2 separate regions of the Mus musculus genome follow, and region 1 is linked to region 2. A link is a contact called in ENCODE Hi-C data. All regions are on one chromosome and are shown on one strand. Each heading gives the region's core, a stretch centred on a gene start or an enhancer-like site at or near the end of the contact. The rest is flanking DNA. Distances are from core to core; before and after follow the strand shown. Region 1 holds the start of Pgam1 (phosphoglycerate mutase 1). Region 2 holds the start of Ms4a18 (membrane-spanning 4-domains, subfamily A, member 18).

What was found. Hi-C counts contacts between places; a loop is a spot of excess contacts on that map.
Region 1: a loop to region 2 is called in a map of regulatory T cell, with 13 times the contacts of the local background. The contact joins the promoter of Pgam1 here to the promoter of Ms4a18 in region 2. A Hi-C loop is called at or near these places in 2 of 37 maps with a recorded cell type or tissue (T-helper 17 cell and regulatory T cell).

The regions. Positions count from the first base shown.
Region 1 is chr19:41,910,031-41,915,697 of GRCm38, reverse strand. It overlaps Pgam1 (phosphoglycerate mutase 1), which reads right to left and starts at 3,827. Exons shown (of 4, transcript NM_023418.2): 1 at 3,512-3,827; 2 at 1-93. The coding sequence starts at 3,650.
Region 2 is chr19:11,015,675-11,021,428 of GRCm38, reverse strand. It overlaps Ms4a18 (membrane-spanning 4-domains, subfamily A, member 18), which reads left to right and starts at 3,466. Exons shown (of 7, transcript NM_001251849.1): 1 at 3,466-3,537.

The sequences.
Region 1 (5,667 bases), core at 2,578-5,077, about 31 Mb before region 2:
ACATCTGGTCAATGGCATCCAGGACTGTCCAGAGGGTCCGGATTGCTCTCTTCTGCACAGAGGTGAAGCAGATGTCAAATTCATAGCCAGCATCTAGAAATTAAGAAGTGCAAATGAGCCAGGTATTGTGGCACATGCCTGTGATCCTGGTACTAGGGAGACAACAGGGCTTTGTGAGTTCAAGGTCAACCTGACCTCCACCGCAAGTTCCAGGACAACCCAGGCTACAAAGAGTCCTTGTCTCAAAGAAGGAAAAAAGTCCAAGTGAGAAGCTAGCAAGGCTAACATGAGCTCCAAGGATTTTATACAGAAGTCTCTTTGGCAAAGCATTTATTATCCTTGCATCCCTTGAGTGAAATTTTGTCGACTTACATTACAGCAAATAGCACACTTCCTCTTGACTCCAATAATTCCAATAATGCAGTGTTAACCAACTAACCTGAGGCTATACATCTTACTCTAACTCCTGAACACATTTTGATTGAAACCATGTTCAATCCCCAGAACCCACACAGTGGAAGGAGTGATGACCACAAGTTGTCCTTCCCCCATACATGCACCCCAAGGCATGCACATGTGTACAGACCTGTGCTTACTCAATAGAAAAATGGGTTTAATTTTGTTTTAGTGAAAAAGGATCATAAATAAAGGGCTGAAGGGGTGGCTCAGTGGTTAAGAGCACTGACTGCTCTTCCAAGAGTCCTGAGTTCAAATCCCAGCAACCACATGGTGGCTCACAACCATCTAGAATGAGATCTGACGCCCTCTTCTGGTGTGTCTAAAGAGAGTGACATTGTGCTCACATACATAAAATAAATCTTAAGCCTTCTACACCAGGAAGGAGCAAAAGGGGAAAAAAAAAAAGAAAAAGAAAAAGGATCATAAAATTATGAACTCTGGGGCTGGAGAGATGGCTTGGCAGTTAAGAGCACTGACTGCTCTGCCAGAGGTCCTGTGTTCAATTCCCAGCAACCACATGGTGGTTCAGAGTCATCTGTAATGGGATCTGATGCCCTCTTCTGGTATGTCTGAAGACAGCTACAGTGTACTCCTATACATAAATAAATCTTTAAAACATGTGAACTCTTTAAGTCATAGCTAACCTTTCTAAAGGGCTCATGCTCCCATACCACACTGTGATTTCGTCTTCACTAGAATCCTATGATGTTACTATCTTCTCAACCCATTTTTAGCAGACAAGCAAATAAAGACAAGCACTGGGCTCGGCAGCATGTTTTTAATCCCAGCTCAGTAGAGGGAGCCTGGGGGAATCTTGAGTTCAAGCCTAGCTAGTTGGACTTGTCTTTATATTTTTGAATTAAGGAGCTGTCCCTTTTCTTATCCCAGGACACACCCCTGTGTTCACCAGCACACAAGGCCCTCTTCAAGTTTAACCACAAACTTTTCTGGGCATTGCTTCATATTGAGACTAGCAACAGTTATTAAAAAAAAGAAGTAAAATTTCCTGCCAGTCAGTCAACTGACAATGAGGCCACTGAGACCAGCTAGTGGGGACAGGGAAGATTAATACCAGGAAAACCACTACCACCCACAAGGAAAGACAATCTCACCCCCGAGCCTCTGGACAAGCTGATGAGAACTGACAGCCATCATCACAGCCTTCACCATCTCCTTAACCAGGAGAGGAGGGATGTTCCCCAACAAAAGGCTGAGTCACCCACAGAACAAGCCTCAGCACCCGTGATGAGATGCTACAGGCTGCTGTCTCACTGCAATTATTTCCAAATAGTCCCCAAGGACAAAGTGGTACCCCCTGAGGACCCTGGCAAGAATGCCATAGCATCAGAAGCACAAAGACACACCCATTTAATCCAAAGTACAGCCAGGGGGACAATGGACTCTCATCCCCCCCTTCGCCCCCTCACCCCTGGCCTTCCTCCGCCTGAGGCTGCATGGAGGCCTCTCTAGTTTCCTTCTGAAATCTGCAGGAGGAACACTGGTGGAATGAATGGTATGCACCTTGGGTCTTTTCTGTTACTCAATTATCCACAGGAGCCCTCAGTCGGTTTTTGCTTTTAATCTTCCATCCTTTAATCATCTGTGATATCTCTGGGAGATGCTAAACTTACAGTAGCTTTATAAAGACAGTCCAGCTGTGTAGTCCAAGTTGGCCCATGCTCTATAGCCTCCCTTCTTAGCTGCCTGGGTGCTGAGAAAAATTACAGGCATGCAACACCATGTGCGCCTAACGTGTGAGGTTCTAAAACTTAGTGCTATAGTATTTAAGGTTGAAATGGATCTTGTTATTTTCCAGCTCAACGTATAATCATCTTATACCCAGAGAACAGAGGCAGTTAACTTTGTCCTGAGCTAGGCATAAGCAAACTACCACAGGTCTACACAGTGCTTCATGGCACAGAGCTCAAGAAAATGGCTTCCTTAACCAGTACTTTCCTTTTTTCTAGCCTCTCCTACATAGGCCATGCATCTCAAAAAGCAATGTTTCCTTGCCTCAGGAATTCGTATTCAAAATCTTCCCTCATCTGAAAAGGGTGTACAAGAAGCTAGGGAGGGCAACCAAGACACAAGATCACTTCAGGTAGGCATGAGCAACCCTTTTACACAGCTACTGCCGTGTCCAAGTTAGGATGTGCCCTAATCACCAAGAGAAGTGCCTCTTCACTACAGGGAGCGGGGAGGCCTTGCTTTCTTATTAGCATTCCAAAATCACAGAGAACTGTGGGTGGTGCGGGGCACCCAGCATGGATAGGCAAAGGCGAGCTTATCTCCTGGACGCTTTCACCCTTTGCTCTGCCTCTGTCCTTGGCCAAGGGCCCGCCAGTTCCTCACACTTACTTGTTACTCCACCCAGAAATGGGGCAAGGACACTGGATTAGAACTAAGTTTTGTATGACCTTGGACAAATCTTTCCAGTCACTTTTCTAAACTATAACAAGAGGACGGAGAGAGGTAAAAAGGAGGGAAATTAGATCTGCCTGCTTCATAGGGCTGGAGAGAGCATCAACTGAAATCACCCACTCACATTCCTGGATTCGGTTTTGTGGTTTGCTGCTGTGCTACAAAGCTCTCCGAAGCACGCGGTTTCCAGGTTGTCTCAAAGGCCATTAGACATCCCCACCTAACACCCCCCCACTACCCAGGGCGAGCCCGTGACCTGCCGCTTCGCCATGATGGGCAGGCGCCTCAAGTATACTCCGGTACAGCCACTGATGTCACGGGGAATCGTCCGCCAGGCGCCCTAGGCCCTCGTGGTACCCTAAAGGGTCCTGGGCGCCACAGGTGGGGCTGCTCGGACCGGAAGAACAGATTTTAGCCTAGCGGCGGCTGTGCCCTCTTTCTGGCACAGACTCTCAGACTTAACGGGGTGACCTTGACAAGCGGGTTCCCCACCCTGCGTTCACCTCCCCAGATGAAAATTCAACTGCAGAGGCCGACCGAAGTGCCCGCCTCTCGAGAGGGCCCGGGGGCTCAGGCGACCCCTAGGCCGGTGCTGGCCCAGTACGCCACACAGCGCTCGTCCCGCTCGTACCTCGCAACGCCTGCCCGCCGCGCTTCGCCTCCTCGTGGCCCGCCGGGCTCAGGTCGGCGTCGTACCAGCCGCTGAAGCGGTTCTCCAGGTTCCAGGCGCTCTCGCCATGCCGGATCAGCACCAGCTTGTAGGCAGCCATGGCGACGGGCAGAGGATGCAGCAGCAACTGAGGATCGCCGAGATTCTCTTCGCAGCCCGCCCCCCGCCCCGGTCGCGCCTGCGCACTTACAGTCTCCCGCCCCGCTTCCGCGCACTTTCTCCCCGAAATCTTTCCACTCGCTCGACAGACCGCCGCCCGCCCCGTGTGCGCATGCGCCTCAGGCAAGTTCTGCGGCCTGCTAAGGGGGGGGTGTAGTGCACCGCGGCGGCAGTGCGCATGCGTTGTACGTAGCGGTACCCGCGTGCTACCCGGCAGTCACGGAGCGCACGTAAGCAAGGAGCGCGGAGGGTGCTGGTTGCGAGCTTGAGCTCCAGGCGCCGACTGGACACGCCGCGCTTCCTCTTTAGGGATGATCAACTATCCTCTGACCAGTTCTTCAGCCCTGCCAGGCCACAGTCCCATCCCTGCGCAATTCCAATATACACCCTTTTCCTTTTAACTTGTACTTCGGACAAGTCATAAGACGTCTCAGCCTCACTTGTAAAATACTCTATAAACCTAAACGTGGGTTGTTGCTATTTCCCTTCAACAGAACATTGTTCTTTTGGGTTGTTTTGTTGTTTTTTGTTTCTAGTTTGTTGCTTTTTTTTTTTTTTTTTTTTTTTTTTTTTTTTTTTTTGAGACAGTCTCTCTGCGTAACCCTGACTGTCCTGGAACAAGTTCTGTAGACCAGGCCTAGAACTCAGAGATTTCCTGTCTCTGCCACCGAAGTGCTAGATTAAAGGCGTGGTTCATCACGCCAGTTAGAGCACAGCTTTTTTTTTTTTTTTTTTTTTTTAAGATTTATTATTTATTTTTATGTAGCTGTACAAATGGTTGTGAGCTTTCCTGTGGTTGTTGGGAATTGAATTTTTTAGGACCTCTGTTCGTCCTGGTAGGCCCAGCTCGCTCCAGTCGGCCCTGCTTGCTCTGGCCCATAAATTTATTATTTATTATTATAAAAATAATAGTACAATAATAAATATATACATATGCATTTATAACTACATATTATATAATAATAAATAATAAATATGTATTTATACATAAGGCCACTGTAGATGTCTTCAGACATGCCAGAGGAGGGCATCAGATCTCATTATGGGTGGTTGAGAGCCACCATGTGATTCTGGGATTTGAACTCAGGACCTTCAGAAGAGCAGTTAGTTACCTGCTGAGCCATCTCATGTCGCCAGCCCCAAGAGAACAGCTCTATATCCCTTTTCTTCTACTAAATGTTGATTCTGTAGCTGAGAGTGTGTGGAAGCTCCTGTGTAGGTGTACAGGCTCATGTCCTTCTGAGAAGCAAACGTTAGGCCCTTACAACATTACAAAAAGGAATGTCTGTCTCTCCTTACCCCAATTTTAGTATCCACTTGTTAGGACCAATTTCTCCTGCCCAGGCTGTGGACTCTTAGTTTATTTCCATTAAACTTCTTCATGAGCATTAAACATTAGCCAGACAGTGGCCTATTACTAAGATACTAAGATAGTGTCATGAATTCCTGTCCTTTTAGTGGAGAGCAAAATCCACATTTAAACAATTGACAACAGAACTGAGCCACTTTCTGTACTTTCGACAGAGAGCCAAGAAAAGTTTTAACATGAGATGGTCAAGTACCTACTACAGACTAAACAGAGTTAGTGCTTTTGTGCTTTATGCGTATTAACGCCTTCCCCCCCCCCCCCGTCTGTCTGTCTTTCTTTCTTTCTTTCTTTCTTTCTTTCTTTCTTTCTTTCTTCCTTCCTTTCTTTCTTTCTTTTTCTCTTACTTTCTTTCTCTCTCTCTCACTCTCTTTCTTTTCTTTCTTTCTTTCTTTCTTTCTTTCTTTCTCTCTCTCTCTCTCTTTTCTTTCTTTCTTTCTTTCTTTCTTTCTCCCCCCCCCTTCTGTTTTTTTCAGGCAGGGTTTCTTTGTACAGCCCTGGCTGTCCTGAAACTTGCTGTATAGACCAGGTTAGCCTTGAACTCCTCCTCCTGAGTACTGGGATTAAAGGCATCTAGTTTCATAATAACCTT
Region 2 (5,754 bases), core at 2,217-4,716:
AGCCCCTTGGTCTTGTGGAGGCTTGATGACCCAGGATAGGGGAACACTAGGGCACTGAGGCAGAAGTTGATGGGCAGGTAGGGGAACACCCTCATAAAGGCAGGGGGAGGGAGGAGAGAATAGAGGGCTTGTGGAGGGGAAACTGGGAAGGGGGATAACATTTGAAATGTAAATAAATAAAATAACCAATAGAAAATGAAAAAAGAGAGAGAGAGACATACTCCAAAATGAGAAACTATTTGGAATAAGACTTCCATTTTGAGTCGTAGAGCTCCCTGGGAACTGACATACTACTTGGCAGAAAGAGGCATGTACATGGGTAACTGACATCTTGGTTGTCAAGCTAAGACATGAATGTTAGACAAGTCCCATCCTAGAAGACAAGTTAAGACATGAGTATTACACAAGGCAAGTCCCCTGCCAGAGTTGAATACCCCAACGAATGGGAGCAGAATATGTATACGACAAAGATGTGTTCCTAAGGCAACCCCCATCCCTAAATCCTGATTGATAAAATAACTTGGCACAGATTTTCTGCATTTTGGGTTTAAAACCCTTATAGAATCTTAACTCGGGTCATGGTTCATTTCCTGAATCTGAGCCATGGCCCTGGTCAACCAATCTTGGGGCATATGTTCAATAAGCTATCACTGTCTGACTAAGATCAAAAAGGAAGAGAGAGAGAGAGAGAGAGAGAGAGAGAGAGAGAGAGAGAGAGAGAGAGAGAGAGAGAAGAAAGAAAGAAAGAAAGAAAGAAAGAAAGAAAGAAAGAAAGAAAGAAAGAGGGGGAGGGAGGGAGGAAGGAAGGAAGGAAGGAAGGAAGGAAGGAAGGAAGGAAGGAAGGAAGGAAGGAAGGAAGAAATAGGGGAGGGAAGGAGAGAGGAGGAGGAGGAAAGGGAAGGAGAAAGAAGGGGAGGGGAGGGGAGGGGAGGGGAGGGGAGGGGAGGGGAGGGGAGGGGAGGGGAGGGGAGGGGAGGGGAGGGGAGGGGAGGGGAGGGGAGGGGAGAAGAGGGGAAAAGAGGGAAGTATCTCACACCAAAAGAGTCTTTTCACTAAGAGGACCACAACCCAGTCACTTCCTACAGGCCATACCTCTCAAAGGTCTCAATACCATAACAGTAAATGACAAGCTTCCAGCATACCAACTTTTGGGGGGAAATCATATCTGAACCATACCAGTCTCCAGTAAGTGCCTGATCAATGAACTCAGTGTTCTAGAAAACCAAGTGAGTAACAGTCTACCATGGTATTTCTGCTCAATTCACTTTTGCCTATGTTGTTGGCCTTCCTGCTCAGATGGGAAGGTGTCCTGGGACTCGAAAGCTCAGGAACCACACAGCTTTGAGGAGAGCAGGTATCCCAACCAAAAGGCATCCTCAGACATGGGAGCCCAGGAACCACATAGTTCTGAGAGGACGCCTCCTCAGCAGAGGCATTGCAGCTCCCAGAGGAGGGATCCCCAGCTGAGCTGAGGAGCTCAGGAGCCTCAGCCTGAGCCTCGCTCCTTCTCTTCTCTTCTCTTCTCTTCTCTTCTCTTCTCTTCTCTTCTCTTCTCTTCTCTTCTCTTCTCTTCTCTTCTTCTCCTCTTCATTGTTTCTTGGCTTCTTCTGATAAAAGAGTGACACCAGGCAGCAGATCTCATGAAAGAGATTTATTGGATGGGGTCCAGGATGCGGAAGAACATGTCTGCTCCTAGGAGAGTGGAGAGCCAGGAACTGGACAAAGGGCAGGACTTACACAGGATTTTTAAGGAGGTGGAGCTTTTCAGAGCAGAAATTATCAGATTGGAGATTGGTGGGAGTTCAAGTCCTGCACTTGGGGGAGCTAAGGGATTGGTGGGTTTCGCTGTTTGAGGAGTGTTGAGTTTTCATGCTCAAGGATTGGTGGGTTTCTGTGGGAAGTTCAGAGATTAACGGGCTTTCTTATTCAGGAATTGGTGGCTTTTGTACAGACTCTTCACCTAAAATTAGCATAATCTAGGGAGGGTTCTGTTGAGGGGCTGGAGATGACCTTTGTGACAGTTACAGAGGCTGGATACACAGTCATGACAATTAGGGTGATTTGGGGGAGGGGTCTGGCTGATGGAGCTCCTCAGGCAGGGGCCTGGCCACTTTCCAACCTTGAGGGTTTATAAAGTCTACAAAGTTTACAAAGGGAGTCCATAGCATGGAGGGAAAGCCTTCCCTGACACTTGAGAGGATAGCCAATTCATCTCATATTGAACAATACAGAAGAGAATTATCAACTCATTCAAGACAAGAAAATTTTAAAAAATATCAGGACTCATCAAGGTACCAGTAATTTGTCATGGTACACCTGCCAGTTCGTAGTATGTTCTAGTTTGCTTTTTTTTTTCTTACTGAGATAAAATTTTGATCAAAAGCAGCTTGGAGAATGGTTTGTATAGCTTGAAGGTTGTAATCCATCACCAAGGGAAGCCAAAGGGAACTTAGAGCAGGAACCAGGGTATGGGAACTAAAATGAGAGCACAAAGGAGCACTGCTAACTAGTTTCCTCTGGTGTGCTGGGCTGTTTCTTATACAGCCCAGGCCCACCTGCCTAGGAACAGCAATCCCCACAGAGGGCTGGGTCCTCTTACATCAAATAGCAATAAGGAATGCCTGCCCCAGACACGCCCACACACTAATCTGATGGAAGCAGTTCCTCAACTGAGACTCCTTCTTTCCCAAGTGACCCTAGATTTTGTGTCCTATTGACAAAACCTAACTGGTAATGATAGAACTGGATTCTTATTCGTGTCTTCTTCTGCTACAGTCCAGGCTGTGTGGCTCCTGTACCCTGTTACTCCTATTATACTGATCACAGGCAAAACATGAGGGTGGCAATGAGGACAACGAGGTCATTCTTGTGACCCAGCTTCACCCTATATACTCAAACTAAAATCACAGTTCTATAAGAAAGCAGGCTGAGCAAGCCAGGGGAAGCAAGCCTGTAAGAAACATCCTTCCATGGCCTCTGCATCAGCTCCTGTTTCCTGACCTGCTTGAGTTCCAGTCCTGACTTTCTCTAGTGATGAACAGGGGTTTGGAGGTGTAAGCTGAGTAAACCCTTTCCTCCCCAACTTGCTTCCTTGTCATGATGTTTTGTCCAGGAATGGCACCACCCACAAGGGACCTCCCCAGTTGATCACTAATTGAGAAGATGCCCCACAACTGGATCTCATGGAGGCACTTCCCCAACTGAAGATCCTTTCTCTGTGATAACTCCAGCCTGTGTCAAGTTGACACAAAAAAACAGCCAGTACACTCTGACATTCTGCATGTTACACTTTCTCAGAGGCAGACTTTGGAATGCTCACACAGAATCCTATTCTAGACACGGTCATAAATACTCCGAGGTGCAGATAAATTCAAGGTGGGAGCCTGACATTATATTCATTGGCTCTCGGTGAAACTTCAAGGAGGACTTTGGAGCTTGAAAGAGAAACCTATTATTTCTTCCCTTGTGAGAAATTTCTAAAGCAGCTGCAGGAACTGCCAGGGCCTAAAGAAGGAGACAGACTTGCCAGGACTCAAGGTAAGATTTCTGGGAATTCCTTCATAGAGTCTTGACAGAGCTTGGACCCTATCAAGAGGGCTCCAAGACCTGGACAAGCTCTGGAAAGGTCTTTTGGGAGCTGCAGGAATCAGGAGACCCCTATAGACTGTACACTGATGTATGGTGGGAGCTCACAACAACCCAACCTCTGAGACTATTGCTCAGCCATCTGGGAGGCTGCTGAAGAATCAGAGCAGGTTCCTGGAGCTAGTTCTCCATCTGCCTGAGCAGAGTAGTCCCAGGACAGAAGGCTGGACACCCAGGACAGAAAGCTGGATGCCCATGGTGGAGGCAGAGGAATGACCACTGGCTTTTTGGATGACCACTCCCTGAAACCATCTGGTTAAATGCATGGTGGTCAGGTTTGTTTAGGAACTCAGCCAAGAATTGGTGGGAAAGAACAACCTCCTTTGTTCCTATCAGGTCCTCTGGAGCCCAGCCCAGGGCTCAGCTGCTGTATCAATCACCATGTGTACAACGATATTGCTCTTGAATAACAAGGAACCTTTTATGAAAAAAAAAAAGAGGAAAGACAAAGCTAACCCATTTTCCTATGGCATGGAAAAGAGAATAGCATTCAGCGTAGTATGAAAGGCAGACAGATCTTCCATCCAAACCATCAGGATCTCAGTTCCTGGTTACAGTAGAATATCTACCTAGAAAGCACAGAGCCCTAGGTTTGGCACACACACCCTCAGCTCCACATAAACTAGGCACGGTAGTAATCATGGGAGGTGGAGGTAGGAGAATCCTTAGCTATGTAATAAGTTCAAAGATAGCCTGGACTACGTGAGACTCTGTCTCAAAAAGCAAACCTTAGCTTCAGCATTTCTTTATGACTGTGCTCAGGTTAGCTAACCTCTCAGACCCTCGATAGTAATAGTACATGGCCGGAGGTGTTGCTTATCATATCAGTAGGGCTGTGAGACATAATCTGCAGTTGCTACAGTTGTTACTATCCATCACCTCCCTGGAGAACTTGGAGTTCTTGAGAGAAGGCCAGGGATGCTTGACACAGGATGTTCTTACAGCTGAACATTCATGGTTTGTGTCACCTGACAGGCACAGAATTCTTCTACAGAAGTTAAAACACGGTGGTAACAAGGAGATAAGCCTGGGTTCCAAGCCCACTCCTGAGAGCTGTGTGGCAAGTCATTCCCCCTTCAGAACCATGGTCCCCATGAGGCTTAGTGGAATCACAGGGGATATGGAAATGAGGGAGACATCAGGGGGAATTCCTTGGCTGTCAGGTGTCAGACCAATGACAGGCAAGTCTCTTGTTCATTTTTTAATGGGTGCTGAGGATTGAATCCAGGCCCTCTCGTGCACTGAGCTCTGGCACCACACAGCATTTCCGGGCCTTTTTAGTTTTATGTCATTTTAATTTTGAGACAACATTTTATTAAGTGGTCCAAGTCATCTTGAAATTGCTCTGTAATATAAATAAGTCTTGAAGTTGCAATCTCCTACCTCAGACTCCTAAGGAGCTTGTATCATGAGCCTGTGCAGCCCCAAATTGACAAGTGTTTTGTTGCTGTTGTTTTCTCGGTTTAGCTTCAAGACAGGGCCTCACATATCCCAGGTTGGCCTCAATAGCAGAGAACAACCTTGAACTTCTGAATCTGATTTCACCTCCCTAAGCATGGGACTCTAAGCACATGCTACCACACCCAGTTTATATGATGCTGGGGATAGAACCCAGGATTTCATGCACACAAGGCAAGCATTCTACCCACCAAGCTACATCCACAGTCCTGCCAGGTGTTTTTCTTACAGACAAGAAAAATTGCAAAAGGCCTCAGAAACTAGCTTGGTCTTACAAGGAAAATCTGGATATGTTCTGAATTTTTACCAAGTGATACCTGCATTGCTGACCTAGAGACAACGTTTTAAGATCCACTTGACTTAATATTAGAAATAAAACAGTTCGGAGTCTGAGGGAATGGTAGGGTTCAGAGAGTAGTCTTTCTGTTGCAGATGGCTGCTACTCTTCAACAAACACTGAGCTAAGAGTGCTTTCCTGTGCTGGAGGTGAGAGCCCCAAGGAAGGACTTGAGGGCTTGTTGGAAGGACAAGTCTATATCTACATTTCACAGAGCTAGTGCCCTTACACCTGCAGGTCATAAAAGCAGAAACTGTGAAACAGACCTGGAGCTGTCTGACCTCTGGACCCTGATGCTGCCTTGCCTGTGGCTT